2 separate regions of the Homo sapiens genome follow, and region 2 is linked to region 1. A link is a loop called in an ENCODE intact Hi-C map of the cell type or tissue named here. Cell type or tissue: dorsolateral prefrontal cortex. All regions are shown on one strand. Each heading gives the region's core, and the rest is flanking DNA. Links, peaks and the distances in the headings are about the cores only.

The links. Hi-C counts contacts between places; a loop is a spot of excess contacts. Peaks named below come from ENCODE experiments on the same cell type or tissue, not always from the same donor. Only the 100,000 strongest peaks of a DNase experiment are listed, where the experiment ranks them.
Region 2: it touches region 1 in a loop (4-fold over the local background); 3 of 110 quality-filtered maps call a loop at or near these places.

The regions. Positions count from the first base shown.
Region 1 is chr2:36,771,760-36,787,874 of GRCh38, reverse strand. VIT (vitrin) reads right to left here. Exons shown (of 16, transcript NM_053276.4): 8 at 14,028-14,084; 9 at 12,808-12,873; 10 at 6,104-6,148; 11 at 4,473-4,535; 12 at 599-746. The region is part of intron 1 of LOC124905990 (a long non-coding RNA gene); the gene reads left to right. Among named protein-coding and RNA genes, the nearest start is that of VIT, 83 kb to the right of the region's middle. In dorsolateral prefrontal cortex, for the core only: CTCF peaks have their summits at 7,254 and 7,455 (motif pointing left); no DNase peak of the experiment used is centred there; H3K4me3 peaks cover 389 bases.
Region 2 is chr2:36,848,490-36,864,604 of GRCh38, reverse strand. It overlaps STRN (striatin), which reads left to right. Exons shown (of 18, transcript NM_003162.4): 13 at 3,352-3,473; 14 at 6,582-6,749; 15 at 9,253-9,393; 16 at 13,498-13,605; 17 at 14,805-14,891; 18 at 14,980-16,115. The coding sequence ends at 15,149. Among named protein-coding and RNA genes, the nearest start is that of STRN, 110 kb to the left of the region's middle. In dorsolateral prefrontal cortex, for the core only: no CTCF peak of the experiment used is centred there; a DNase peak (open chromatin) is centred at 6,644; H3K27ac peaks cover 137 bases.

The DNA.
Region 1 (16,115 bases), core at 5,028-10,027:
TGCTCAGCTGACTGATGGGGGCCGTCTCTCTTCCCACCCATTCTTCTCCATTGCCTGGTGAGTTTTTCCAGTACCAGTGCAGGGGCCTAAGGTTATTTGGAGAAAAGAGAAGATACAACCTAAAGCACCATGTTCTCTAGGCGTCTAACCTATAGGTGGATAGGTTGTAGCACAGGGTGGAGTCCCTCAAACAAATGCTGTAATAGGGTTGAAAGCAGATCCAACCTTCATGATCTACAGATGAGGAAACTGACAATCAGAGAGGCGAAGGCCTAGCCCAAGGCCACAGAGCTGGTTATTGGCTAAGTTAACACTCACACGCATCTCTCCTGTTTTCCAGACAAATAAATATTCTTGAGTGCAAATGCCATCTACTTACAAGTGTTTTTTAATCTGTCCCTTCCTTCAGGAAGTCTCAGATTTCTTAAAGGCATCTGGATTCCTTCAGTTTTTTCATTTACATTTGCATTAGGGAAGAGAACAAATCTGTGCTCAAGGACATGTTGGTAATATTTGTGGCATAAAATTAAGCACGTGGCATAAAATTAAGCACATGGCATGACTTCCTTTCTGGATTCAGAACATTAACTGCACTTACCCATACTGGACAACACCCATCAGTGGACCGGCAGGGCCAATGTCAAGAGCTTGGGCAACATCAGCCAGGAGCTGCTTCTGGATTCGGAATCGCCGTTTGCCAATGCTGGTGCTCCCATCAATTAAAAACGACAAGTCAATTTTGCAGTCTGCGGAACGGAAAAAGACTCTATTATTCTCATGATCTCTCACTGCATTTACCTGGGCATCCTCTTGTTCCTCTTTCTCCATCAGAGCCCCCTGAGAAATGAAAAGAAAGGGAAAAAGAGGTAGGAAGATGCAGGGTATATTTATTTACATCCCACAGGGGTTTCCCTGAGCACCAGGGTCTTGGACACTTAGGCTAGTCCTTATTTCCATAACTGTTTAAAACTCTATGTATCTGCCACAATTATGGGTTTCAGAAGCAGCGACGTCCTAGCCAAGCTAGGGAAGGCTGTCAATGGTTTCCTAGGCTAAGATCTTGTAAGTGCAGACTCCCCGTTGTGAGAATTCATCAAGACTGAGTCGCAAGAGCGTGTGGCTTTTTGCTCTCATCCTAACTTTTTAGAAACCAGTGTTGGATTTTTATAAGGTGTGAGAGATCTGCAAGGCCAGCACTGAGGGAGGGCAGGAATTATAGAATAAGAAATTGATATCAATCTTCTCCTTCATTTCCCTGGGCGAGGGAACCAAAGAAATTATCTACATATATGTATAGGATGTCAGCCCTTGTTCGTAGCTATCCGAGATTTTTTTTCTTTCTTTCTTTTAGTTGTGATGAGGACCAGGATAGTTATTCTGCCTTAGGATCTCTGGATCTCTGTGGATATATGAAGGTTATAAGAGAGGTAAAGGGATGGATGGGCTGCAAGCTCTTTTCACCCTTTCAAACATCAAAAGGAACTAGTGAAAAGCCACACAGGCTAATGGAAATTAGTGTTTCCTTTGCGGTAGACAGGAATGATATCATCTCAGTATAAAACTGACTATTCAGTGCTGATCAGAGGTTCTTATTGGGAGCTATAGATCCCTTTGATTAGTAAAAAGTGAAAAATAAATTATTTAACAGTTGCAATTTAGAAGACAAAAATGTTTCAAAACAGAGCTCCATATAGGAAAAAAAAAAAAGAGTGAGTAAAGTTGGAAATTTCTAGGCTGGTGTATCCGAGAGGACACTGGGGCACTGCCCATTGTGGGTGGGGAGCAGCGGCCAGACGGACCTGCACCTCTCTAATCTGCACACAACCACCCATGTTCTCCACGGTGCATTGTTGCCACAGAGCTGGAGTCTTCCCATTCTTCAGGAGGAGAAGCTCTGTAGGTGGAGAGGGTTGTTGCTGGTTTTAAAAAATTGTTTTAAAGATGAAAGCAATAAATGAACATGAGTTGACAAAGTTTTGAGCAGAAGAATTGATGAGAAATATTTATTGCTGAGTGCTACTGCAGAACTGTGATTAGGAGAAAAGTTATACCTGAGAATGTGTTTTATTATCTTGCAGTGTTGCATGGCAATCAAAACCAGGGAAGTAGGAGATGAGAGGGACCCGTCTGGCACTGGCTGACTTCACTCCATCTAGAATCAGGGCACCTGTTTGTACCTTGGCTCAGTAGCAAATCTCAAAAGAAAAGCTTTTACCTCCTGTCTGCCTGGGCGTTCAGTGCCTACCAATTCATCCTTTTCAACTGGCTTCCCTTGTCCTTTGCTGTCCCCAAACTGCCTATACCCAAGCATGATCTTGAGATGAAGAATGAAAGAGGCAAATAAAGTCCAGAAGCAGAGTTGAAAAATGCCACTAAAACCTGGGGTAAAGGAAAGGAGAAGCAGCATGTGATTCTCATATGCAGCTTATCATGTTGTGGATTCCCAAGCAAGGCCAACTCATTTTTTTTTTCTGGCGGGGCTTGCAGTGTGAATTGTTGCCAGCAGGTGGCAGTGGAGTTCTTCAGGGTTTGCCGCCTACTAGCACCTACAGTTTGCTAGACTCTCAGGCTCCACCCAAACCTATAGAGACAGACGTGCATTTTAACAAGATCCCCAGGTGATTCCTGTGCACAGTAAAGTTGGAGAAGTAATCCTGAGGTGGAGTTTCCCTTCCAGATGTCAGCAGATTAGTTCAATATACCTTTTGGAATAAAGTATTTTTGGGAACAAGTGTTAATTAGAGTAAGGGCCAGAGGGGATTTTCTTTTTACATGAATAAAGTACATGGATATTGTAGCATCTATTTTGATTCCTCACAGGCAGTTTTTCTCCTTATTTCTTACATCTGGAATTGTTTTCAGGATTAACGTATTCATCTTATAGTTAGGTCTTAAGAAGGTGAGCTGTTTCTCTATTTGCTTAATTCTCTTTACTCACTGGCCTGATGGCTGATACCACGGTTACTTTTGCTCCTCTTTTAAATGACAATGGTTCCAGCTCAGGGCATGTTTTGACTGAGACCCATGACTTTCTTATATAGAGGTGAAAACATTCTGATCTGAAGATGCCAGCATCAGTGCTAACAGGTAGAATTGGGTTATACAATGTTCAGTGTGAGCAATTTATTATGGCTAAAGAAGAGATCAGAGGTTGAAAGTCAAGGAAGAGAAAGTAAGATATAGTATCTATGGGAATCACTCTATCAATGTATTTAATTGCTGTAGTTTCCTTCAACATGGTACCATTTTATAGACTAATGCTTTGTGTTGTCCAATACATCAGGCCAGTGTTTCTTAACTCTGGATACATACCACAGTCATGTACATATCAGGGTTGCTAATGCAGCTTCAACAAATGAAGACTCCTGGGATTCACTCTGTAAAGTGCTTCTCAAGGGTAAATGTGCAAAGGAATCAATCACTGTAGAACCAGCAGGTCTGTGTTTCTAACAAGCTCCCTGGTGATGCTGATGCTGATTCTGCTGGTCTCCAGACCACACTTTGGGTAGCAAGGTCTAGGGAGAACCTGATACAGTAGGTATGAGGCAGGAAGATGGGCATCTTTAATAATGTCTTCAGGTGATTCTCATATGCAGCAAGGTTGAGCCTCACTGTCCATTGGTGGCTGACTAGTAGTGACTTTCTAGCGGAATATGCAGGTGCTTTCTTTCCATACCTTGCAGGCTACTACTATGTCTTTCTCATTTTCCTTGTTTTTCTCTGGTTCTTCCTTTCTGATATCCTCAGGTGGTTTCTCCTCCACCTAGTGTTGTTCTCCAGGCTTAAGTCTTCTGTATCTTCTTACTTTACTGTGTCTCCCTAAGTCACATTTTCTGTTCTCATAGCCTCGGTTTCGAACCATAGCTCATTGTCTTACAACTCTAAATTTCTGATTGGGCTGTTCCTTCTGAATGTCAGACCTGGGTAGTCTTCTCTCTACCAGATCAAATGTCTCGAAGAAAATGATAGACATAAACCTGCTTCATCCCCAGTGTTCCTCATTGTAGTACCATTTACCTAGTCGCTCAACTCATCTTTAACTTCTCCCTCTCTCGAACCTCCACCTTCCATCTTATAGATTCTCCCTTCTCTGTATCTCTTGAATATGCCCATTTATCTTCATTTCCACTTCCAACTCCGAGTTCTGGCCACCATCATTTGCAGTAGACCATTGCCCCTGCTAACCTGCCCGTCTCCTCCTTTCATCCTTCCTTGTCTTTCCGTTCCATCCCATTCTTCACCCTGTTGCCATAGTGATGTTAAAACATTTTGATCCTCTCCCCCTCATGCACATAGACAGTTTATATCCTTCAAAAGCTTCCCTTTCCCCTTAGAACAAGGTGTCAGAAGAGAGGAGATAAATAGATCCACGGTAGGAGAGAGGCAGGTTTGAGTGGGAGTGAGTGGGAAGAGAGGAGAGAGCAGTTCAGATGTCAAAGACACCGTGGGTTTCTAGTTGTCAATTAACTTACTTGGATCTCCCAGGGATACTGGCTCCAAAGACTGTGTGCTCAATTCTTCTTTTGGAACAAGTCCTGGAAAGAGCAGTAAAACTTTTGGTGACTTACAAGGAAAGGAAGCAGCTGGCCTTACCCCATGGGAGGGGACATAATGGATATTCACACCCAGCTTGGGGGCTTGGCTTAAAGCTAACTGTGCTTTTTTTCACATCACCCCCATCCTGAGAAAAATAATAAATTAATATTTACTTACAGCCTATCAAAAACATAGTACTCTGCTGGGGGATTTGAAATCAGGAGACTTGAGTTCTGTTCTTGTTAATTTATTCTTTATTCTGAGCCTTAGTTTTGTCATCTGAAAGCGTTAAGCACTTGGCCATTGTAAATTATGTCTCTGTAAAATTCTGAAAATCTTGAGCCACAGAATGTGTCTTGCTCGAATAAACCTCCACCGTGCCAAGATCATGTAGGTCCTCAGTCAACATTTGGTGATTGACACAATGAACGAAGATGAGTAAGGCACAAGAAGGACAATCTAATGAGGATTGGATGTGGACTGGAGGAAGACAGTTTATTTAAAAGTAACTCACATAAGAGGGCTTAAAATGCAACTCCTCCCTCCCAGGTGTTTGAGACTAGAAGTAGAGATTCAAAAAGGTTTCATGCTCTCAGAAGCTGTGTGTGTGAGTTGCATTTCAGCCTTGGGGAAGGGGGTGTCTTTAGAGCCATGTACATGGGAGCCAAGTTCATAAATATACCATTTAAAGAAATAAAGACAATAAAAGCGAATCCTTTTAGGCTTGGTAACACGAATGGGCTTCCCAGGCAGAGCACGCTTGCAGCACTGGAAGTGAGTCTCCCCGTTTTCAGGAGGCCCGGAAGTTCCGGGATTCCCCGGAGTGGAGGAAGGTGCGGGGGTCTTCGCTCGCGCTTGGCTGCAGTGAGCTTTCTACTGGCTTGTTATTTTTTCCAGTTTGCAAAGCACATGATTTCATCCTTCCGTTAAAGGTCAGCTAGCTCATCCCACTTCCTCACATCATTTTAAACATTCACTTTGGGTGGCTAACAGCATTTCTCAGCCAGGAGCCTGTCGTGGAAACGCCCCAAGACTCTGCGTTGGAGGAAGGGGAGAAGTACAAGTCCAGAGGCGGAGTCCTCTCCTTCACCTCCTTCTTCCCCTACCAGTACAATCTTCCCTCCCATGAAGAGCTGGAAGGTCTTGTGTGTTGGAGTTTCAAATATTTAATGCAGTACGCAGCAAACAACACCCATTCTCGTGAAGGGAAAACCTGAAAGCCATTTTGCAAAGGAGGAAGTGGAGTTGGAGGAAGTTAAAGTGTGCTGCCAGATAGAGTCAGGGTCCAAACCCATTTTGAGGGTGGGAAACTAGCTCCCTTCTGGCTTTTTGTCTTCACGTTTCCTCTCTCCCTTTTGTTATCCAATATTGCCCCTTACCCCAGGCCTCCCTAGGGAGGGAGTTTCAATGTGCCCTTTGTAGGACCCTTAAATCAGAGGCGGGAGCCATTAGAAATCCTAGGCTAGTGGAGCTCGGCCGCTATGCCAGCTGGATTATTAGACTCTTAGTTCTGCTATCCTGCGCATCTTGATCCACGCGTGGCTGAGAGGTTGGGCTGTATAATTACCTTCATCTAAAAGGACCGATCCAGGTTTCCATGAGTCCATCTCTCCTGATTTTCAAAATTGAAAAGAAACAAACTTGTTACTTAAACCAAACCAGCAGAAACTCTTGAGTGAATTGCCGGGATGATAAGGTTTCCCAATTGTGTCTGAAAGTTCAATAAAGGAACAGAGGGCCAGAATTTTGGATGAAGCAACCTGAAATCTGTATGATTTTTTAAAATCTGAAGCTCTTAAAGTCAAAGGCATAAACATCTTTACCAATTTCTTTTTCATTATGCACCAAGAATCTTGGAATAATGGGAATCCTTGGATTCAAAAGGAACTAAAAATTCATCCACTCCAAACCACCTCCCAATCTGTTTTTGCAACATCCCTGGCCTGTGAGTGGCTGGCTAGTGCTTGATACCTCCAGAGACAGGGGATTCATTACATATTCAACCAAAGTAGTAGATTCCTTCTTGCACTGTTGAGACTGAATCTTTTGCCCTAAATCCTTTCCCATCTATCCATACATCCACACTTATTAAGCACTCACTATATGCCTAATATCGTTCTAGGTACATTTGTCCCACCTGTTTGAATTCCCTTCCTTGGAACTACACTGAACAAATATGGCCCCTTCAGAGATCAGGCAATCCGCTTATTTCCCGAGATTCTGCTTCTCACTGTGTGACTCAAGCAGAATAAAGGAAAGTAGCACCTGGACCTGTATGCAGTAAGATGTTTAATGGCCTTCAACCACAAACTGGTGCTAATGAAGTAGAAGGGGTGGAGGGGAGGAGGAGAGTCTTACTCAATAATCTCTGATCTTTTTTGGAAAATCATGGCTGAGAGGGGCTCAGGGACAGCACAAATGTGTCAGGAAGCCTTATAACACACAAATGGCTGTTTCCCTTTCTTTCTGCCCCTCTCCCTCCTTTCCTCTCTTTTCCATGTCTCCCCTCCCTCCCTCCATCCCACCCTCCCTCCTTCTCTATTTTAGCTCAGAAAGTTGAGAGCATGATCAACTGTTTTATTTCTTAAAGGCTATCAGCTTTTCTGCCAGCTGAAATTACTAACACACTGAAAAAAGGGTGATATTTTTCTTTATGTGATGAAGATGCCAGACAGTTTTGAAAGGCAATCTGTTACTGCACATTCTGGTTTAATGGTGAGACCTGAGTTTAATCTAGTTCGGTCATTAACCAGGTGTGTGACCTTGAGCTAGTCACATACCCTTTGTGAGCCTTAATTTCTTTGTAAGTAATATAAGCAGATTGGGCAAGATAGTCTCCGCATTCAAGATATTTATGACTTGCTTAAACATTCTGATCAAGAACATCCTGCTTCTTTAGCCTTATTACTTTATCGCCACCTACTGGTGAAAATATGCACTTTACCCTTTTCCTAAAAAAATGTGCTGCTGGCTTCCCTCACTTTTTGCCCAAGGCTTGCTTGCTTTCTTTTTCCTTCTTCCGATGCACTCTTGAATGTCAGGAAGATTAGGATGCTGGGTGCTCTATTACTTTATCAAGAGATAAACAGTCCCCCAACATCAGGGATTTCCAAGCCTCTTGCTCCTGTCCTAGAAGCCTGTCCTTATATTCATGCCACTTTCGGTTTGTTTGGGACAAGTTTGAACCAAATTACATTCATCCAAAAGCCAAAGGCTGAAAAATATTTGGACAGCTGAGACTTGGTGTTTTTTGGACTCAGTAGTAATGAGAAGTAAATTTGTGAGAACATTTGTATTCTGGCGTCAAGGAGGAACAGGGTGGTATCAAGAAAAGACATCAGAAGCCCATCCTGGGTCAACCAAAGACCAACTGGGAGCCTGGGGGGCTCACTTACTTTCTTTCCAGGTTTGCCTCCAGTTTTTTGCAGTGTAGGGTTGTCATAAAGACTTTCCCTACACTGTCACATGGAGGAGACTTGAAGGAGGTAAATGTGTATAAAATCACTCTGAGAAGTGTAAGTCACTCTTAGAAAACCAGGGAATTATTTTTGTGTTTTTGTGACAATTCTTGCTTGGTCATCTCATAGATACAGTCAGGTCTAAAAGAAGTGTTGGTTCTAATACTGCATGTCCTCACTTACAAGTGGGAGCTGAATGATGAGAACACATGGTGGGGAACAGCACGTACTGGGGCCTGTTGGAGGGTTGGGAGGTGGGAGGAGGGAGAGCATCAGGAAGAATAGCTAATGGATGCTGGGTTTAATACCTAGGTGATCGGATGATCTGTATAGAAAACCACCATGGCACCCATTTACTTATGTAACAAACCTGCACCTTTGGCACATGTACCCCTGAGCTTAGAATACAAGTTGGAAATTAAAAAAACAAAGGTATATTGGTTCTGAATGATTTCTGGGGTAAAAATGTAGAAGCCATTGGTGTTTATGGAGAGCTTGCTTAGTGTCAGGCACTGACTGAGCACTTTCTACGTATTAAGTCACAATCATCCAGTGAGTTAGGTGCAGCTATGATCCCATTTTACAGGTGAGGAAACTCATGCACAGGGAGTGGCAGAACAGAACTTTAAGCCCATGCGGGCAGGCTCCAAAGCCTACCCCTAACCACCATCTGTTTATCACACACTAGGAGTCATCATCGCTTCAGCACCTCGGGGTACTTGGTTAGGGCACTGAAGAGCTGGGCCTGGCCCAGCCACCTGCAACTCATGCTAATGTAGTCAAGTCTTCAAAAGGGCCCAGAAGCATGCCTGCTCCTAAGACTGTGGTGTGATCTTGGTGCTGGTTCCAGCTCCTTCTGTTCCATCTAGAAGTCACCAACACGGGACCCAAGCAAGAGCTGCAAACATGGCCCTTTGGGCTCTCAAATTTTATAAGACAGAAGCCCGAGTGTCCCTTCAGCTCCCTCGTTTCTTCCCAGTGACTCCCCTGGGGTGTAGTCTTTAGGAGGAAGTGGCTCTGAAAGGCAGCAGGCATCTGGACCAGCAGAATTTCTAGGCTTCCCTTCCCTTCACCTGGCTTCATGTCCCAAGGGCTGCACTTTCCCTGGAGAGCTGCTTCTTGCTGTACCGAAGTGGGGAGCACTAAGAGGGTGGGCTGTTGCAGCTGTGCCCAGGGTGTCGCCATGCTGGTAGCGCATCACACAAGGACTCTCAGAGAAGGCTGAGGACAGTCTGGGGTCCTGGGCGTAAGCCATCATGCCAACAAAGCGTCGACAGTCCCAGGTTTATAAATGGGCTACCATCCAAGGCTCGGTGTGGGGTATTTTTTGGGAAACCTGGCAGCCTTTTCTCTTGGAAACATTAACTCCATGGTTAGGTTTCCAGACCAGTGAAGCTTCTTTGACTCAAACACAGCTCATGGTACCAAGAAGCCAACCAGCATAAGGATGGTTCTGAGGAAAAGCCACCAGGTTTTAACTTGAATTATCAGGAGCCCACCACCCCTGCCTCCTCCATACAGCAGGAGTAGCCTGCCCCAACTCCCAGAACCGTGGTAGGAGGGGTAAAGGCTGGCAGTGGGGGACGCAGTGTGTAGGAGGCAGTGGTGTTGCTGATGACTCTGGAGTAGGAGAGTGTGGGGCCTGTGAAGGCAAAAGCCCCAGCAGCATAATTCTAGAATTTGAAAATACTTGATTCGTGTTTGTAGCTCTAATGCACAGGACAGTATCTGACATACAGTATGCTCAGTACATTTTTTAAAAATTAAATAACAGATCCCCTTCATATGAGAGCTTCAGCTTAAATGGGGGGTGCATGAATTTATATCTGTGGCTGAAGGCATAGTGGGAGAGAGTGGCAGGAATCACTCATGGGTGACACCTGGTGTCCTGTAGAAAGGAGGATGACAGCATCATCAGGTCCACATGTAACTGCTTGTGTCTGGGTTGATCTAAACACAAAGGAGGTGTTTAGTGCGGATCGCAGGATTCGGTTGCCCCATGTGATATATTTTTATCAGTAAAGGGAATGGAGACAGGTGGCACGTTTATCCATTTTCCAGATGACACAAAGATTACAAGGATGTTAACACATTCAATGACAGAACGAATACTCAGGAAGATTGCAGCCGACTAAACGAAGGAAGGATTTAATAGAGATATGTGATTTTCCAGTGTGGGCTTCAAAAACTCGATTGTGTCTAGACAGGATTGAGGTGACCTGCTTCTACAGAGGTATATGATAAAAAATCCCAGCGACTTTAGGTATTGCAAGCTCAGTAGGAGATGAGCCAGTGGTGAGACAAGCCTTACCCCAAATGGAAGTTGGGGTGTTTTAGTGGGAGCAGAGTATTGAGGACTAGAGAGGCAATTGCCTGGCACACTACCCTGGCAGCACTGTGTTCTGCTCGGGGTGCCCTGGTGTATGAATTATTAATAGTCTACAGCATAGTTAGAGGGTGTACTGCCAAGTCCAGCAAAGACCTATTGGAGGGATTAAAGAGATATCCTGGAAAAGATGAGATATAAAAAAAGACATGAAGTCTAGCTTCATGTATTTGAAAGGCTCTCAAATTTAAGGCACTCTCAAAGGTTCTCAGCCTTCTTATGCTCTCAGAAATTGTCAAAGACCCCAAAGACCTTTAGTTTGTACGAGTTATATCTATTAATTTTTATCATTTAGAAATTACAACTGTGCACTTTCTCATTTGAAACAGAATACTGACAATTTGTTTAACTATTAATTTACTTTATTTTTACTTATTTTATTTTATTATTTAATTTTAATTTTTTTGAGACAGAGTCTCGCTCTGTCGCCCAGGCTGGAGTGCAGTGGCGTGATCTCGGCTCACTGCAAGCTCCGCCTCCTGGGTTCATGCCATTCTCCTGCCTCAGCCTCCCAAGTAGCTGGGACTACAGGCGCCCGCCACCACGCCTGGCTAATTTTTTGTGTTTTTAGTAGAGACGGAGTTTCACCGTGTTAGCCGGGATGGTCTCGATCTCCTGACCTCGTGATCTGCCCTCCTTGGCCTCCCAAAGTGCTGGGATACAGGTGTGAGCCACCGCGCCAGGCCATTTTATTTTTTTTGAGATGGAGTCTCACTCTGTGACCTAGGTTGGAGTGCAGTGGCGCCATCTCAGCTTACTGCACCCTCGGCCTCCCAGGTTTAAGTGATTCTCCTGCCTCAGCCTCCCGAGTAACTGGGATTACAGGCACGCACCACCGGCTCATTGTTGTATTTTTAATAGAGACGGGGTCTCACTATGTGGGCCAAACTCGTCTCGAACTCTTGAGCTCAAATGATCCACCTGCCTTGGCCTCCCAAAGTGCTGGGATTACCGGCGTGAACCACCGCACCCGGCCTAACTATTAATTTACTTCAAAGTGACAATAGAATTATTATATTTTAATGTAAGCGTTAATTTTTACTGAAAAAAAACTGTTTTCTAAAACCAAGGCTTCAGTGAGAAGAGTGGCAAATGTCTCCAATGTCTATCATAATAGAAGATAGCTGGAGTCTGTTATCAGCTCCTGCAGTCAGTTGTGATATGTTGTTGTTGTTGAAATATGTGGAGAAAATCTGTCCTCACAACAACATGTAGTCAGAGAAGGGAAGATGTCACAGAATCTCTGAAAGCGGGGTCTTTGGACCACACTTTGAGAACCACTGGTTTAGACAAATTAGTAATGAGGAGCTGAAGTTCTGGATAGTTACGTCTAATAGTGCCACCCACCAAATGAAGGGGCTGGGAATTCCCTACCACTTGAAGTTATTCGATATAGGGTAAAGGCCTCTGTCTGGCACACCATAAGTGATTCATTTTCAGGTGAGAAGTTAGACCAGATGTACTTTATACAATTCTTTCCAATTCCATAATCTGACGATTTTATAGCTGAGGAACTGGGCAGCTTGCCTTGTATACATGACTGCATCTGAGATGAGAGTTGGTCGAAGGATATCTAAGAACTCCAAATGTTCTTACCTGCCTTTACTCAGGGTGTGCAAATGGCTTCCTTCCCCTGTAGGAGCCATAATGGAGCTTCATAGCTAGTCTAGGTCTGAGCACCTAGAGTGTGTTGGGGGAGTCCTTTAAGTCAGGAACACTCTGAGAGTTCATGGGAGACTCTGAGGCACTCAGAGCAAAGTTGCAGGGATGATGGTGAGGAGAGAAGCAGCAGAAATTGGGTAGGATTTGAAGGTAAAGGAACATCTAGGAACATCTGTGTGGGTCGAGACAGAGTGGCATTATTGGGAGCATAAAGGAGAATGGAGAAGAAACAGAGAATCCCAGAGCTATAGAACTGGAGGATGGTAAACTCAGAAAAAGGGAATGAGGCCAAATACATTCAGCAGAATACAGCATTGAAACAAACCCAAAATTGTCAGGCAGTAAAAAATTGAAGATGCAAATCAGGTTATGTGCCTCCTTGCCAACCATCCCCCATGCCATATCCGAACCATGTGCTGTATCTGGGTATTTGTGCTTTATCCTGGAGGACTGTCTGAGGATGGGCCTGGTAGGTGCAGAGAGGCAAAGAGGCTGCTTAGTGAGGGAACCTCTTGAGGAGACATAAAGTAATGACAGCCCTTGGATGTCTTCGTTGACAAAGATTTTCTCTTTGATGCACTGAGAACAGATCAATCAAAGAGACATTTTCTCGAGGTTAAAATATCTTAGCATGCTCCCAAACTCTGGTGACCTGAAGTTGAGCTGCAGAGGCCAAGAACAAGTGTGTGGGGAGGTCCTCATGTTTGCAAAGTGCCACAGAGCAAATTCCTAGGGAGCAGAGATGGTAAGCAGTGGGCAGCTTACCCAGGCTGACATCCGCTCCAACAGGTTTCTGGAAGGCAGCTCCTGAAGGATCTTGCCTTTGGATACCTGAGGGGATTACACAGGGTCAGCCGATTTACACACAACCAGCAGGCTGCTTTCTTTCCTTATTTTGCCCCCGGTGAAAATTACCTTAGTTCAGATTTTCCTTGGAAGTCGGCCGAGCTCTCTGTGCCTGGTTGTACTTCTGGGGGTTGCAGAGGAGGCAAAAATCTTGGCCAAGGGGACAGGAGGAAACAGTGCTCCATGGATTGGGCTCCTGTAGAGTCCCACGAGTCTGTAGAGGCCTAAGATGGCCTTGGAGTCCTTGCCCTGGCCAGTGTTCTCATTCTCAAGCCTTTTTGTCCAGGACAACAGCATGTGCATTGGCAAAGGTGCAATTGTGAAGCTCATAGAAGCTGCTCGCCCTGACCAGAGGAGCCCATTGGGCCCCTGTTCCTATCCAGTAGCAAGCAAAACAGAACCTACAGTTTCTAAGAACATGTGGAGAGTGGACGAGTATCCCCCAGCAGGGAGAAGACCTGCTTCTGATCCTAGTGTCCTGTGGCTTCAGAGGGAATGGTATACTTCCACCAAGTCTATCAGCTCATAGACCGGGCTGTGAGTAGAGTTTGTGGAAACCGTCAAACCCTGCTAGATTTTCCTTTCTAATCTCTGCAGGCCTTAACAGTGCTGCAGAGAAGAGAATTTGCTGGATTCCTAGTTCTTCGGCCAAACCATACAGAAATGAAGACAGCCAGGGGCATTTCAGAATTCATAGGTGAACTCCCGGGGAGAGAGAATGTGTTTCTGTCCCCCGTGGCATAGAATTACTCAGGCAAAAAAGAGAGAAAAAAAATCCTCTTTCCTGGGAGATGATACAAATTTCCCTTCGTGTTTTACCGTAGTTCCTCAAAAATAAGCCCCAGAGAGTGCCCCTTTTCAGGTCTGTAAGAGCCCGGTTACTGAATCCTGAGACATTCCTATCACAACCTCTACAGACTCGCTTCAGGGGAACAGAGAGTGGGACAGGGCTTTGCTTACTTAACCACTTCTTTACATGTTTTCTTAGAAGTTGGGCCCTTGAGTGGCATCTTCTGTTGGCCTAAGTGGTTTAATAGTCCTTGTCCAAATCTAAATTAAATGGCAAAGATGTGGAGAGGAACCGCATGTAAACAAGCTTAACTTTCATCAGTGGCTGGAAAGGGAGTTTAAGGTCTTACCTGGATCAGCTCTGGGCCTGTTTTGGCTGCTTGTGTAGGTGGCAGTGGACCAGAGATCTGTAAGGACATTTGACTGGTCAGAGCATGAATTTTATTTAATTAATTAATTAATTTATTTATTTTTGAGTCGGAGTCTCACTGTATGCCCAGAGCTGGAGTGCAGTGGTGCGATCTCAGCTCACTGCAACCTCCGGGTTCAAGCGATTCTCCCACCTCAGCCTCCCGAGTAGCTGGGATTACAGGTGCGTACCACTAGGCTCAACTAATTTTTTATATTTTTAGTAGAGATGGGGTTTCACCATGTTGGCCAGGCTGGTCTTGAACTCCTGACCTCAAGTGATCTGCCTGCCTCAGCCTCCCAAGGCATGAGCCACCACACCCGGCCAATAAATTTTAACCTGACTGTTTTCATTCTTTCTATGATCCAACCTAGCAAGACATTACCAAGGTTGGAAACAAGGTGAAGCTCTATATTTGGGCAGTCCAAACCTGCCTTGGAAGAGGAATTCAAATGAAAAAAAAAAAAAGAGTATTTAACCTAAAACACCAACTAAAAACTACAGGTAATAATAACCTTTGTATTTCACAACTATCAAAGTATCTATCTTTTAGTCAAATGCCATATTTCTTTACACTTCATTATTCTTACAATAATTCTCAACTGTGCCACTCATGGGGAGGTTGAAGTAATCCTTCAGTAGAAGTGTCACTTAACATTCAGCAATTTGCTTAAGCTGCGTTAACGTGGTATTGATGCAAATAGAATTAGCTTTTCATCATTTTTAGAGGTACACAATGGGTTATCGTTAATTACTCTGTGAGCGAAGGAAACACACTTCAACATTCATTATTTATTGAGCAATTTCTCTAAAGCAAGGTTTTAAAAGGGAGAAGGGAGATAAAACATTCTGTTAAGAGAAATGCAAAGCCTTTGGAAGGGAAAGAGAGGCACGTAAAACCCAGCTGACGGAAATAACCAAATGTCATGAAGGGGAAGAGCAAGAGGGCATGGAAAAAAATATCAATTTGTCTTAGAACTGGAGTTATCCAAAATCAGCTTTTGACTCTTTTTGTCTATGTTCCAATTATTTGACACAATTTCAAAGTAGGTTTCTTTGTTTGTTTGTTTATTTTTTGTTTTCAGTCAGGCTCTCACTCTGTCCCCCAGGCTGGGGTACAGTGGTGTGATCATAGCTCACTGCAGCCTTGAACTCCTGGGCTCAAGTGATCCTCCTGCCTCAGCCTCCTGAGTAGCTGAGACTACAAGTGCACATCACCATGCTCTGCTAAGTTTTTGTTTTGTTTTGTTTTTGAGATGGAGTTTCGCTCTTGTTGCCCAGGCTGGAGTGCAATGGCATGATCTCGGCTCCCCACAACCTCCGCCTTCCAGGTTCAAGTGATCTCCTGCCTCAGCCTCCCGAGTAGCTGGGATTACAAGCATGTGCCACCATGCCCGGCTAATTTTGTATTTTTATTAGAGATGGGTTTTCTCCATGTCGGTCAGGCTGGTCTTGAACTCCTGACCTCAGGTGATCTGCCTGCCTTAGCCTCCCGAAGTGTTGGGATTACAGGCGTGAGCCACGGAAGTTTTTTTTATTTTTGTAGAGTCAGGGGTCTTGCTCTGTTGCCCAGGCTGGTATTGAACTCCTGGCCTCAAGTGATCCTCCTGCCTCGGCCTCCCAAAGTGTTGGAATTAGGGAGGCATGAGCCACCACGCCCAGCCTCAAAGCAGCCTTATTTTCTGTTTAATTATGCAGATAACATAGGCTTACTGTAAAAATAAGATGATATACTATGCATAGTAAGCAATCACCTTTTATCCTCTAGCCAGCAGTTACTGGTATACAATTCTGGCATACAGAGTTGTATCCCTTTTTCTGTGGGATGTACATGCTCTCATGTACAACACACGTTGCAAAAATGAGATTGGTTCCCATGCTGTTTTGTAGCCTGCTTCTTTGACTGAATGATCTGCCCCAGGCCAATTCTCTTGTGGCACTAAGCGCACATATTTCTCAACATTTTACTACCTGTATAGTAACTTCTTTAGCCATTCTTCTAGTGATAAATAAGTAAATTATCTCCTTT
Region 2 (16,115 bases), core at 4,679-9,678, 77 kb before region 1:
CCAATATCCTTGATGAACATAGATGCAAAAATCTTCAACCAATTACTAGCAGAGAAAATCCAACAGCACATCAAAAAGCTAATCCACCACAATCAGGCAGGCTTTATCCCTGGGTTGCAAGGTTAGTTCAGTATACACAAATCAATAAATGTGGTTCATCACATGAACAGAACTGAAAACAAAAATCACATGATCATCTCAACAGATGCAGAAAAGGCTTTCGATAAAATTCAGCATCACTTCATTTTAAAAACCCTGAACAAACTAGGCATTGAAGGAACATACCCCAAAATATTAAGAGCCATCTATGACAAGCTCACAGCCTGCAAAATCATACTGAACTGCAAAATCTGGAAGCATTTCTCTTGAGAACTGGAACAAGACAAGGATGCCTGCTCTCACCACTCCTATTCAATATAGTACTGGAAGTCCTAGCCAGAGCAGTCAGGCAAGGAAAAGAAAAGGCATTCAAATAGGAAGAAAGGCAGTCAAACTGTCTTTGTTTGCAGACAATATAATTTTATACCTAAAAAATGCTATAGTCTCTTCCCAAAAGCTCCCAGATCTGATAAAACAACTTCAGCAAATTTCTGGATATAAAATCAATGTATGAAAATCAGTACCATTTATACACACCAATAATGCCCAAGCTGAGTACCAAATCAAGAATGCAGTCTCATTTACAGTAGTCACAAAAAAGATAAAATAACTAGGAATATAGCTAACCATGGAGGTGAAAGATCTCTACACTGAGAATTACAAAACACTGCTCAAAGAAATCAGAGATGACACAAAGAAATGGAAAAACATTCCATGCTCATGGATAGAAAGAATCTATTGTTAAAATGGCCGTACTGCCCAAAGCAATTTACAAATTCAATGCTATTCCTATCAAACTACCAATGACATTCTAACAGAATTAGAAAAAATGTTTAAAATTCATATGGAAACCCGAAGAGCCAAGGCAATCCTAAGCAAAAAGAACAAAGCTGGAGGCATCACATTACCTGACTTCAAACTATACTACAGGGCTGTAGTAACCAAAACATCATGGTACTGGTACAAAAACAGAAGCATAGACCAATGAAACAGAATAGAGAGCCCAGAAATAAAGCTGCACACTTATAACCGTCTAATCTTCGACAAAGTTGACAAAAGCAATGGGGAAAGGACTCCCTATTCAATAAATGATGCTGGGATAAATGGCTAGCCATATGCAGAAGATTGAAACTGGACCCCTTCCTTATACCATATATAAAAATCAATTCAGACGGATTAAAGACTTAAATGCAAAACCTAAAACTAAAAAAAGTTGAAGAAAACCTAGGGAATACCATTCTAGACATATGCCCTGGCAAAGATTTCATGATGAAGACACCAAAAGCAATTGCAACAATGACCAAAAAAAAAAATGACAAATGGGACCTAATTTAACTGAAGAGCTTCTGCACACATTAGAACGATCAACAGCGTAAATAGACAACCCACAGAATGAGAGAAAATATTTGCAAACTATGAATCTGACAAAGGACCAATATCCAGAATCTGTAAGGAACCTAAACAAATTAACAAGCTAAAAGCAGGCCAGGTGCGGTGGCTCACGCTTATAATCCCAGCACTTTGGGAGGCCGAGGCGGGCGGATCATGAGGTCAGGAGATCAAGACCACGGTGAAACCGCGTCTCTACTAAAAATACAAAAAATTAGACGGGCGTGGTGGTGGGCGCCTGTAGTCCCAGCTACTCGGAGAGGCTGAGGCAGGAGAACGGCGTGAACCCGGGAGGCAGAGCTTGCAGTGAGCCAAGATCGCGCCACTGCACTCCAGCCTGGGTGACAGAGCGAGACTCCATCTCAAAAAAAAAAAAGAATAAAAACAACCCCATTAAAAAGTGGGCAAAGGACGTGAACAGATAGTTTCCAAAAGAAGACATACATGCGGCCAACAGACATGAAAAATGCTCATCATCACTTATTACAGAAATGCAAATCAAAAATTAACAAGCAAAAAACAACCCCATTAAAAAGTGGGCAAAGAACATGAACAGATAGTTTCCAGAAGAAGACATACATGTGGCCAACAGACAGGAAAAAATGCTCAACAACACTTATTATTACAGAAATGCAAATCAAGACCACAATGAGATGCCATGTCACACCAGGCAGAATGGCTGTTATTAAAAGGTCAAAAGATAACAGATGCTGGCAAGGCTGTGGAGAAAAAGGAACACTTAAATGCTGCTGGTAGGAGTGTAAATTAGTTCAGCCACTGTGGAAAGCCAGTTTGGTGATTTCTCAAAGAAGTTTGAACTACCAGTCAACCTAGCATTATTAGGTATATACCCAAAGGAATATAAATCATTCTGCTATAAAGACACATGCATGTGTGTTAATCATAGCACATAGTAGCAAAGACATGGAGTCACCCTAAATGCCCATCATCGGTAAACTGGATAAAGAAAATGTGGTACATAGACACCGTGGAATACTATGCACCCATAAAAAATGAGATCCTGTCCTTTGCAGGAAAATCATGGAACTGAAGACCATCTTAAGCAAACTAATGCAGGAACAGAAAACCAAATACTGCATGTTCTCACTTATAAGTGAGAACTAAACATTGAGTATACATGGACAGAAGAAGGGAACAATAGACACTAGGGCCAACTTGACTGTGAAGGGTGGGAAGAGGGTGAGGATTGGAAAAACTACCCATTGCGTACTATGCTTTTTTCCTGAGTGAGGGAATAATATGTACAGCAAACCGCCAAGGCATGCAATTTATCTATAGTACCAACCTGCACATGTAACCTTGAAACTAAAAGTTAAAAAGTTTTGTGAGAAGTGTGTGTGTGTGTGTGTGTGTGTGTGTGTGTGCTCACGCAATGATACATTGCATTTTTTTTTCTGTTTCTGTTTAAGGAATGTGCCTTTTCTCTTGATTTAGCACAGAGATTGGCATACTTTTTATATAAAGAGTCACATAATATCTGACTCAGGCTGTTAGACTTTTTGAAATATTTTAGGATTTGCTAGTCATATAATTTCTGTTGCATATTCTTGTTTTTTGTTTTGTTTTGTTTTATAACCCTTTAAAAATGTAAAGACCATTCTTAGCTTGAGGACTGTACAGAAACAGACCAGTGGTTGGATTTGACCTGCTGACCATAATTTACCAACCTCTTAAACCAGAGGAAGAAAAATGAACAGTGCTTTGATAGTACCTGTGTTTTCATTTTTTATAAAAAGCAGAAAAATAGCCATTTGGGTAATTAAACATTCTTATTTTTAACAAGTCATATTATCAGGTTGGTTTTTGAGAATAGCAGTTGATTTATTTTTTTTAATCTCCCAGAGGTCCAGTGCTTTGTGTGGTAATGAGCAGCAATGGTGAGCAGTGTTACAGTGGTGGTACTGATGGACTGATCCAGGGCTGGAATACCACTAATCCCAACATCGACCCCTATGATTCTTATGGTAGGTGATTTCCCAAAGATCTGAAGGAATAAAATTGGTTTTTTAAACACATTTTTTCATAGAATATAAAAGGAAGAGATAAAGAGATTTTTGAAAATAAATAGGTAAAGAGAACCACATCTTTATTTTGTTAAAAAGGACTTCTGTATTTAGGAATTAACTTGATATACAATGCTAAAAGAAGAAAAGAAGAACACATTCTTGAAAATACAGTTCCCACTTCTCTAAAGTCTTATTGATTGGAAATACAGGCTTGACTGACAGTTGTTTTCTTATTTTAGGCATCTGTAGAGTTCTTGATACATTATTACTAATCTGTAATAATATTTCATCATTATTCTTGTCAAACAACTTTTAAGGAAAATGAATGTTGGTGCCATCCCCTTGGTCAATTATTGGAGGGCTGTAGAAGCTAATAATTTTTAAAGCCCATGACACCAAAATATGTAAAAGGCCTCAGAAGTTAAGAAGTACCCTTTAGTTTTGGGAACAATACCATACATCATAAATCATATTATAATCTATCAATGGATATGACCACAGATTCATTTGTAAAAACTATTTAGGAATTGGGTATTTTGGTTTTCTGTTAAGTTCTAGAGTAGTTTGAAGTATCACATTTGTCATAAAAGCATTTTAATTTCATCATCATTTTAGATTAATTTTACCACCAAACCAGAGTAAGGATAAGAAATTCAATAAACAAAAATTTTTCCCAGCATTTATTTAACGAGCATTAATATGTTGTGAAAGGTAACCCCACTCTCCCCTAATTCTCTTATAAGTTATCTGTTCCATGTCTTTCCTTACTTCCTTTACCTCTCTGCCAGAGGATCAACTGTCCCTCATTCTGTCCTAGGCCAGTCCTTCCCATTTTGACTTTATTCATTTTAGTTTCTTTTGTGACTGTACTCGAATCTCTCTCTGTCTCTTTGCGACTGCATTCTAATCTCTTGCTCTTCTGCTCTTGTTCTCTTGCATCTTAATTAAGCCTTACCCTCCTTGCTCCCTTTCCATCCCCTCAGCAAATAAGTAAATTCGGGTATCTTCCATTCTGGTCAAGGAGAAGCCTTTTCTTGACCTTGTTTCCGTCTCTGCCTTCTGTTTAGTCCCTCTCTTTTCCTCATCATCTGTTTCTTTGATGGTATTGTCTAGAAAACACAATTACCAGTTACTAATTTCATGTTTTTTCTCTGTGCTTCATCTGTCTACATTCTGGCTTCTGGCTACAACACTTACATGTAACAAGATTGTCAGTAACTAATTGCCTGATCCAAGAATATTTTTAGTCTTTTATTTTACTGGATGTATTGGCTGTATCTGAGATTGTTAACAACTCCATCCTTTTTGAAATCTGTCCATTCTATTGGCTTTTTGACCCTTTGTGACAATTTCTGTTCCCTGTCCTTCATAAACTGCTTTTATTTTTCTTGCCTTAAATATTGACATTTATAAAGACCCAGACCCTAACTTTTTGCAGTGTACAAACATTCCTTGAGAGACTGAATCTACATCTGTACTTTTACATATAGTTGACTCATACATCTTTAAGCTTCAGATTGACTACAGGAATTTCAGGATGACTGTTTCATTGTCTGTAAATCCTAGCATTTTCTGTGTTTCTTCTCTCGTATATTCTTTTTTAGTTGGTGGCACTATGAGAATCACCCAAACTAGAAACCTAAGAATTACTTCAGATTCCCTGTTCTGTCACACTGTCCCCACTTACTAATTACCTAGTTTTTTGGTAATGACTCCCTAAATATTTCTTGAGTTTACTTTTTCTGCTCTGGCTGTCTCACTGCTTCCCCTGGCCTTAGGTCTTTGTCACTCTTTTTGTCTGCTGAAACAATCTCTTGCCTTTGTCTTGATTCTGTCTAATCTGTCTTCTGTACTACTACCAAGCTTACCTTATTAAATACATACTTGATCCTGCTGCCCCTGGAGACAGATTGCTTGTTGCTTTCAGGATAATTTCCAAGTTCCTTAATATGTAGTAGAAATCACACCATAAACTAGATGCCCTCATCCCATCTACTTCCTATTTCAAAGTCCACACTCCAGTAATACTGAATTGCTTATACATTTACTTGCATATCATGCTGTTTCTTTTTTCATGTGGTTTTGTAGGTGCTGCCTTCTTGTCAATCATGTTCTCCCCCTCTTCTTCAACTGGCTAACATCTGTAAATTCTAGGTTTCACTCTCCAAGTTCTCACTCATTCCAGTTACTCTCTGCTAACTGATGTCTGTCACAATTATTGTACTTTCAACATTGTCTGTTGAGGACTGGGATAGAATTGGGTATTAATCATGTATTTGGCTCCATCATTGAGCATAGTGCCTGACACACAGTGTGTCTTCAATATTTTATGGTATGTGTGACAGAGGATATAAGACATAACACCATTGACATTTCCAGACTTAACATTTGTGAGTCATCTTGAAAGTACCACTTCATAGAATCATTGTGAAGATTAATAAGGTTTCCAATTTGACTTTTATCATGAGACTGTGCTTAACCTCCCCACTTCCCTCCCTCTTCCCCTGCATACACTATCACTGCATCTCAGTTACTGCTGTTTGAGAATTTGGGGATTCCTGTAGATGTCACTTCCTGTCCATTATGAATGCCATATTTTCAGGAAAAACTGCCATCCATCATATAGTAAGATAAGTGAACAGAAGGAAGTATAGCCAAAGTGCTAAGGGACTTCAGAGAGGGAGAGGACCTCTCTGTTCACTTCCTCAGGGAGTGTGAGTTGTGGTTTCTCCAAAGATGAATTAAATTCAAATGATTTCGTATCAACGTGCTTTAAAAATATTTAGACAAATGGAAGGACAAAAGGAAGGGGGAGGAAATACTCAGTTTTTTTAAGGGGGAAAAATACGTGCTTTTAAATTTTAATTTAAAATTTTTTAACTTTATATTTGTATATTTCCAAGCTTGTTTTGATTTACTGTAGCCTGTCAGAAGAATAATAGAAACCAAGAATCATATTTTATACTGTTATCAGGTGCTATTGTTTATATATTTTACTTTCTCTGAAATCTAAGTACCTTTGTGGTTGTTTTTCTCCTGATTTTGCATTTTTACTGTTTTGTATAGATCCTTCTGTTTTACGAGGCCCTCTGCTAGGCCACACGGATGCAGTCTGGGGTTTGGCTTATAGTGCAGCACATCAGCGTTTGTTGTCCTGTTCAGCAGATGGCACTCTGCGTTTATGGAATACAACTGAGGTTGCTCCAGCACTAAGTGTATTTAATGATACTAAAGGTACATACTTTAAAAAATTATTTTGCTGAATCCTCTATAAAACAGTTTATTCTGAAAATAAGCAAGCAGATAAATGATTCCCTGAACTCTTTAAATTTAATTTGAAAGTTTTTGAAGCCACGAAAGTGTATTTGTTTGAATTTCCAACCTATATATAATTTTGTTTTGTTTTGTTTTGTTTTGTTTTGTTTTTTTTGAGACGGAGTATCACTCTGTTGCCCAGGCTGGAGTGCAGTGGCGCAATCTCGGCTCACTGCAACCTCCATCTCCCAGTTTCAAGCAATTCTCCTGCCTCAGCCTCCAGCACACACCACCACGCTCAGCTAATTTTTGTAGTTTTTTTAGTAGAGACAGGGTTTTGCTGTGTTGGCCAGGCTGGTCTGGAACTCCTGACCTCAAGTGATTCGCCTGCCTCAGCCTCCCGAAGTGCTGGGATTACAGGCATGAGCCACTGCACCCAGCCTATAATTTTTGAAAGCATAGTTTTTGGTGAAAGAACACACAGATTTTAGATTTTAAAAAATTAAGATATAATTTGTATGTAGTGAAAAACAGATATTAAGGATACATTTCAGTGAGTCTGATAGATGAGTACACCCATGTAACTCATACATCAATCAAGACATAGAATCCAGGTGTGGTGGCTCACACCTGTAATCCTAGCACTTTGGGAGGCTGAGGCAGGAGGATCACGAGAGGCCAGGAATTTGGGACCAGCTGGGCAACATAGCGAGGCCCTGTCTCTACATTTTCTTTAAAAAAAAAAAAGACTATATTTGCCCATTCTCGTACCACTATAAAGAAATACCTGAGACTGGGTAATTTGTTTAAAAAAAAAAAAGGTTTAATTGGTTGACGGTTCTGTACAGGAAGCATAGCAACTTTTCTTTGGCTTCTGGGGAGGCCTCAAGCAATTTACAATCATGGTGGAAGTCAAAGGGACAGGAGGCATGTTTTACATGGCCGGAGCAGGAGGAAGAAGGGGGTGGGACCTATTTTTAAACAACCAAATCTTGTGAGAACTCTATCACGAGAATAGCACCAAAGGGGAAAATCCACCCCATGATCCAATCACCTCCCGCCAGGCCGTATCTCCAATATTGGGGATTATGTTTGACATGAGACTTGAGTGAGGACACAGATCCAAACCGTATGAGAGATAGAACATTTCCTTTATCTCCCCAAAGTTCCTTCGTGTCTTTCCAAGTCAGTCCCCTCCTTTCCTTATTCCCAGCCAGAGGTACCCACTGTTGTGATTTCTTTCATCATAGATTAGTTTTATCTACTCAAACGTCATGTAAATGGAATAGTAAAGTATGTGTTCTTTGTATCTTGCTTTTATTCTTCATTATAATGTTTTGGAAATTCATTTGTGTTATATCAATTATTTCTTTCATTTTTATTTGATAGTATTTCATTAAGCCATAATTTGTCTATTCATTTATATCTTGATGGATATTTGGGTTGTCTCTAGTTTTTTGCTATTTTGAACAAGGCTGCTATGAACATTCATATATTTTCATTATAGGTGTGTAGAGACTTAGAATTGCTGGGCTTTCAGGTGGATGTTTATTTTACTTTATGTGAAGTCACTAAAAATTTTTCAAAAAAATTTTGTAGTTGTACCATTTTACACCTTTGACAGCAGTGTATGAGCATTCCAGTTGCTCTGCATCCTTACAAACATACAGTATTGTCAGTCTGTTTAACTTTAGCCATTCTGGTGGATGTGTAGTAGTATTTCATCATAGTTTATTTGCATTTCTTTGATGGCTAATTTTGATGAGCATTTCTTTTGTTTGCTTATTGGTTATTTGTGTATCTTCTTCTGCAGTATGCACATTTTTGAACTGTTACCTTGCTGTAGTTAGATTTTGAGCCAAATGAAAAAAATCAGATTATTATATTCACTTTATATGTTTCCTTCTATTTTTATGTTTATAAATAAGCTCTAAGTTTTCATGTATTCTAGATGGTAAATAAAAATACCTTCTGTATTCTTGAGCTATTATAACTTCTTTCCAGGCTTTGATGAGTTGTCTTCATATGGTATTTGCATGACTCTAACGATAAATAATAATTTTAAATTTTACTTTTTAATTTCTCTATTTTTGATGAGCTAACATCCCTAATAAGAGATGGGTTTTTTAAAATGAAGAATTCCCACTATGTCACTCTAAGCTTGAGGTTGGGCGGAAGCAGCAAAATTTGTAATTCATACATGTTTTCCATTTGCTCTCTAAATAAAGGCTTGCATTCCATGAATATATCAGTTGAGTAACAGGTAGAAGATCTGCTAAGCAGGTAAGGGAAATAAATAGACTAGGGCTAAAAGTTACAAAGAAATAATCTCCAATGAATAGTTATGAGCTAATTCTTATTCTAATGGTAAGCCTTGTTTACTTCTTAAGGAAACCATGCCATTTTTTGTTTTGCTCTATTTTAAGCAGATTGTCAAGTAGATGGTTTAATTGCCATTCTATTTCAATATGTTCTCTTTCAGAACTGGGAATCCCTGCCTCTGTGGATCTAGTGAGCAGTGACCCGAGCCATATGGTAGCATCATTCAGCAAGGGATATACAAGCATTTTTAACATGGAAACACAACAACGCATTCTCACTTTAGAATCCAATGTAGATACAAGTATGCATACCAATTTTAAATTGTCTGTGTTTATTTTTTTAACTTAATCAAAATTACGACTACTAGAGTCAGCTGTGAAAAATATTTGTCATTATAAAGCTTTCTGTCTCTTAACTTTCAGAACACAGTTACTTAGAAGGTTGTAATTATTTACCTTTTAAGAATTTGGGTTAAGTTTATGTACATTTATAACTATACTGTTTGAAATAGCATTTGAGCTGTTATGGGTCAAGTTTTATTTTATACTAAATGATTAATTTTCAATTCTATTTGAAGAAAGCCATATTTATTCTGAATAGGAAATTCTATTTTTCATTTCTCGTAATTTCATATTTTAAATCAACTTAATTTTATATTAATAGTATGATTTGGTACAGCTCAATACAGATCATGTTGTGGCACTCAGAATTCCAAACCTGAAGCTTCTTATTGGATGCAGGAAGTCAGGAAATAAGTGCTTTTTCAGGTTATGAAGAAGATATTACAGACTCTTTTTTGGTTTTTGGCTTTCTTAACCATTGCTTTCTGTCGTTAGCCATAATCTAGACAATCACAGTTTAGGTTGCAGTTGATGAAGAATACGACATACATATACTCTTGTTTTAATCTGAGAACTAGCTTTAAAAGTGATGATATGTTGTGTGTGTGCACATGCATGTGTGAACATGTACATGCATATGTTTACATATGTTCTTGTGGTGTTCTCACTCTCTGTCTCTCTCTCTCTCAAAAAGTTTCTTTATTCCTTTGTGGTTTTCATCATTTTCCCTTCCTAACCTGTTGTTCATTGTTTTCTTCTGATATGCTGAGACTTGTTTGGGGAAGTAAGCATGAATAGAACTTTGAGCTACTTGGATGTAAACGAGAGAGACAGGAAAATAAATTAAACTCAGGTGATAGAATTGGAAAAGGAGAATTTTTTTCAGCAAGAAATTACAGGTTTTAGACTCTCAATAAATTTAAAATCATGTTTAAATATATGACTCAAAGCTACAGTAGCAAAATAAAAAACTAATATGAAATTAGAAAGGATGAGAACATTTTTGTAATTACCTTCAGAGATTATATGGCCAATTTGTGAACATCCTGAGTGGAAATAGTGCTTTTTAATGACTGCAGGTTAATAAGATGTCAAGTCTGGTAGATAAGATGGATAAAGAGAACTAGGCGAGTGAATCCACATTTTCCCCCAAGAGATGTGACTCTAAATTAATAGGACTTTTTACTTGACACTGGAAACATTTTGAGAAAACTTCCAAGAATGTTTTTAACAAAGGCAACATTACTGGAATAAATGATCATTATTTTGAGTTGTAATATGTCCTGACATTTTCTAAATTATGTTTTTTACTTTTAAAGTTGTATAAAGAAAACTTAAATTAGTCTCTTATTATGTTTTACTGTGAACTACCCCTTGTTATTTATAATTGATTGTGTTGTTCTGTTTTGGAATTTAGCATATTTTTTTAAAAAAATGAAAGGACCAAACAAGCTTCAAGGAGAAAGTGAGTTTTATATAGAGTTTAAAGTGATGAAGGATGTTTGTTAGAATAGGAATAAATTACCCTTCTTCTCATTGATGTCAATGGCGATTTGACTGTGGTAAAGTCAAAGGTAGTTGAAGCAGATACGTCACAAGCTAGGTATGAGTAGTGTTCTTTGCATTCTGCCGACTTCTCTGATTTATCATCAAGTGGAGAAGCTTCCTTAAAAGTGTTACCAAATAAGAACTTTCTTTTGCCTGTTTCCATGATTTGATTTCAATCATATTTATTTTCTAGCTCTCAAAGCAATTGAGGCTATTCTCTGAAACGTCTCTCTCAGAATATATGGGATATTTCACTTAAAGTATTTCTTTTTTTGTTGTTACTGTTATTCTCTTGCTGGACTTTACCACGGGTGTTGCTCAATGGAGTATTATCTGTGGAGGAAATAATGCGTAGTCTGAATTTTATAAATAAACATCTCTTTGTTTAGGATCTAAACCAGGTGTAACTGACTAAGAACTTACTCCACATGGTCAAGTGAGTTTTTGTTTTATATTTATTTTTTTTTGAGACAGAGTCTCGCTCTGTTGCCCAGGCTGGAGTGCAGTGGTGCGATCTCAGCTTACTGCAACCTCCACCTCCTGGGCTCAAGCGATTCTCCTGCCTCAGCCTCCCAAGTAGCTGGGACCACAGGCGTGTGCCACCATATCTGGTTCATTTTTGTATTTTGCGTAGAGACAGAGTTTCACCATGTTGGCCAGGCTGGTCTCGAACTCCTGACCTCAAGTGATCCGCCTGCCTCGGCCTCCTAAAGTGCTGCGATTACAGGTGTGAGCTACCGTGCCCAGCCACATTTTATATTTAAATAACAGGCTGGGTAATTACCTGCCACTAGCATTGGGAAAAGACTGTCTTCAGTTTTTAAGATGTTATATTTCTAGGAGCCACATGAAAATCCTGTAAGATTAGACTATTTTTAGCTGTATTTTCTATTATGTGAATATAAACTTGTAATACCTATTCTAGGGTTCAAAAAATTTTTTAAACTCTATTTTGAAATAATTTTAAACTTGCAGAAAAGGTACAAAAATAGTACGAGAACTTCTGGCTACCCTTCACACATATTTAGCAGTTTTTAACATTTTGTCACATTTGCTTTTTCACTCTATATATGTGTATAATTTTTAATTCTGAACCATATGAGAGACGTCATGCTCCTATTCCCCTAGATCCTTTAGCGTGTAATTCTAAGATCAAGGGCATTCTCTGATGTAGTGTATTACAATGATCAAAATCCGGAAACTTAACATTGACACAATACTATTATCTGAATTACTATTTATATTCAAATTTTGAGAGTTGTTCCAGTAATATATTTTACAAGGACACCCCTTCCTCTCCCTGGACCATAATTTAATTTTTAAAACTTTGACATACCTTCAATTAGTGTTTTCTTTATGTCAGTTTTTCTTTTCTCTTAAAAAAAGCTTAACAGAAATCACTGAGGTTTTAAATTACTGATTTCTTTTTAATAAAAGCCTTTCAGGAAGAATGTGTGATCATTTAGGAACCAATTTTGACAGTTGTGTGATCTGCATGAACCATCAGGTTGGGAGAGAGTCAGAAGTTAGAATAGGTACTGATTTTGTCACCTGATTGTGGAGGAGTCACAACTTTTTCTGAACCTTGATGTGTTCACTGTAATATAGGCTTAATGATATGTGCTTGCCTGTCTCATTGTGTGTATAATTGAAGTTTCTTTGGAACTTACTAACACAAAAAATACAGTTAGGATGCTGACTTTTAGGATTCCAAACCTAGTTCTGTCAAATGACCATTTCTATTATGATGAGGAAGAGTGATAAAGGGATTTAAGGATTAAGAAGCCCTCTTTGTCATATATATCTTTAGATGATAATGATGTGATACAGAACTTTGTATGCAAAAAGAGCTGAGATTTAAATTTGAGAATTATCTCCATGTAAGTGATGATAGAACTTACTTAAAGTAGCAAAATCTCACAGAACATTGTAGAATGAACAGCGTTAGTGGCTCTAGACTAAGCCATAGATGGCACCCACATATAGCAGGAAATTGTAATTTATAAATATTTCCAGATTTATCAGGCAATTCTCTTTCCTAACATTGAAATTTTGAAAACAGTCACAGAATAAATGAACTAAAGACAAATAATGAAAGTCACATTATTACTTTTTCTTTTTCTTTTTTCTTTTCTTTTTTTGAAATGGAGTCTCGCTCTGACACCTAGGCTGGAATGCAGTGGCACGATCTCGGCTCACTGCAACTTCCATCTCCCGGGTTCAAGTGATTTTCCTGCCTCAGCCTCCTGAGTAGCTGGAACTACAGGCACGCACCACCACACTCGGCTAATTTTTGTATTTTTAATAGAGACAGGGTTTCACCATGTTGGCCAGGATGGTCTCGATCTCCTGACCTCGTGATCCACCCACCTTGGCCTCCCAACGTGCTTGGATTACAGGCGTGAGCCACCGCGGCCGGCCTACTTTTTCAGTCTCTTAGATAGATAATTCAGTTCTCCTTTGTGTGAAAAATATCTTTGACTAAGTTGTGTTGCTTTTTAATTTTTTCTTTTTAGCAGCCAACTCTTCCTGCCAAATAAATAGAGTCATCAGTCATCCTACTCTTCCGATCAGCATCACTGCTCATGAAGACAGGCACATCAAATTCTATGATAACAATACAGGTAAGAATTTATTAAGAATTGATTTTTATTAAAGCAAAAAAAAAAAATCCCTACCACAAGTAGGCTAATTTTGGTGTCTCTTGGTGGTTTCGTAGTCAGGGAATAGGCACTGAACCCCAAATACTCTCCCGTCTCAGTTTCTCTTCACTCTATCCAAATCTGCTAAGACTAGTCTTTATTATACAATACAGAATCATTTTGGTTTATTTAATAGTGAGCAGATGCTATATGTAGGCTTTAGAGCCAAGGTTATCACTAGGGACACCAGGAAAAGTTCACTCAAATACAAATAAAAATGATCTGTTGCTATGATCTATTGTAGTATTATATATTGGGGAAAAGTAGAAACATTGGAAATAGAGGCATATGGTCATTATATTTTGTTTAAAGTTGTTCAGTTATTGAATAGCATTATTCAATATTCAATTATTCCATTACCAAATAGCCTTTTTTAGTGTTGCGGATGGAAAACCTCCAGGTCATTGTATTCGTTTTTCCATAGACTAATCTTTTCTGTATTATAAAACTGACTGGTTGGTCCTCATTGATTTGAATTGTGCATGGAGATTTGCCCAAGTTTTATTTTATTACATTTCACCAGTATAAAGGAAATTTAGGAAGCACTGTGCTGGGAGGAAAGCACCCTATATTAGCTGCCATATTTACCTAAGTATCTGCCTTGTTAATATGTTGACTTCTGCTGACTTTGTTTAGCTGCTGGTGATGAATCATTTAATATTTAAAATTTTTTTCTGTATGTTGTATCCACCAAAATTGTGGCCATGTTTTCTTTCTGTCCCTTTTTCCTTGCCTCATTGTTTTCTCTCTGTGAATTTGAATTCTGTGTTTCCACAACTCATAATTTGCCAGTAGCTAAAGAATGCAAAGTAGGTGATTAATAATGTCTAAGTTCTAATTAACAAACGTGGCTTAAGGGTTGCGTGTAGAAATTACTGACTTCCATATCGTGGCTTAAAAGACAAAAGTGTAATCTAAAATTTGAGCTTTTTTTGGTTTTCCATATCATTGCCATGACTAGAGGCAAGAGGGAGACATGTTGTTTTAGGTGATGGAAAAAGCTATTAATACAGTAAGCACACAGAGAGGGATGACTGGAGAAACCAGCAGGACATGGTAGCTGGCAAATATTGAAGATGAGGAAAGGCATTAATAAGGAGTAACAATCTCTTTTTCCAAAGGCAAACTGATCCACTCGATGGTAGCCCACCTAGAAGCTGTTACAAGTTTAGCAGTTGATCCCAATGGCCTTTACTTGATGTCTGGCAGTAAGTACCTCAACTATGGATTATTTATTTGTCCTTACCATTTTCATGTTAATGTAATTTTTCCTTTTAATTTTTTTTTTGGATATAGGTCATGACTGTTCAATACGTTTATGGAATCTAGAAAGTAAGACGTGTATCCAAGAATTCACAGCTCATCGAAAAAAGTTTGAAGAATCGATTCATGATGTAGCTTTCCACCCATCCAAATGCTATATAGCCAGTGCTGGAGCTGACGCACTGGCTAAAGTCTTTGTATGACGCAATGCATCATCTTCACCTTCTAGCTGTTTATAAGTAATCAACTGCACACAAGAGATACAGAAGACGAGGGCAAGAATCATCTCGTCCTGCCCTTTTGTTCTGCTGAAGGAGCACAGAGAACATTTGTTGAAGTATAGTTTTGCAATTCATATACTGTTTTCTAAAACTAAGGTTTGTTCAGGTTGCTGCAAGCTCAGCTGAATCTGTGAGCCTGAGGTCTGTTTCAAATTTCTCCCCAATAGGCGCCTTTATTTCTGAGGTGGTTCTAATTCGCTAGGCAGGCCTGAGCGAATACAAGTTTAGCTTGTCCCTGTTGAGTAAGTAGGGCATGCTACAATGGATAATTTAAAAGCTTGATAGCTGGGACTGAATAGAAGAAAACGGGAAACTTAGACCAAGTTCTCCCCTGAGAAATCTTGTTAAAACACATTAAGTAGTCAAAATAGTAATCTTTATCATATCTGCCATATTAACCCCTTTGTGTATAATGACCAGGCAGTGTTAAACTGAGTTTTTAATTTGACTCTCCTTTCAGCTGTTCACATAAAGCACCTGGCAAAGCATTTTACCTGTTAGGGGGAGAAAAATGCAATAATATGTTAAATATATTATTATTCAGAAATGCTAGACAAATAGTTTGCAAGCAGATTTCTATATTGTATTACAGTTTTGAAAACAGATTTGGTATCATTCTAAAGTTTAGCTATCAAGCACTCACCATTGTGAAGAATAGTTGATCGACTCTGCTTTTACTAACAGATTTAACTTATTCAGGTTTGAAATTCTGTTTATTTTTAAGGGTAAACAGGGCATATCTCTTTAATAATTTCTATTTTAAAATTCACTTTATTCATGTGACATTTATAGTACCAGAGTGATTATTTCATACCAATGAAATCTTACTTTTCAGTGACTGAAAAGATAGAATTTATTTGCTAATAATCATTTATCAACACCCACCTA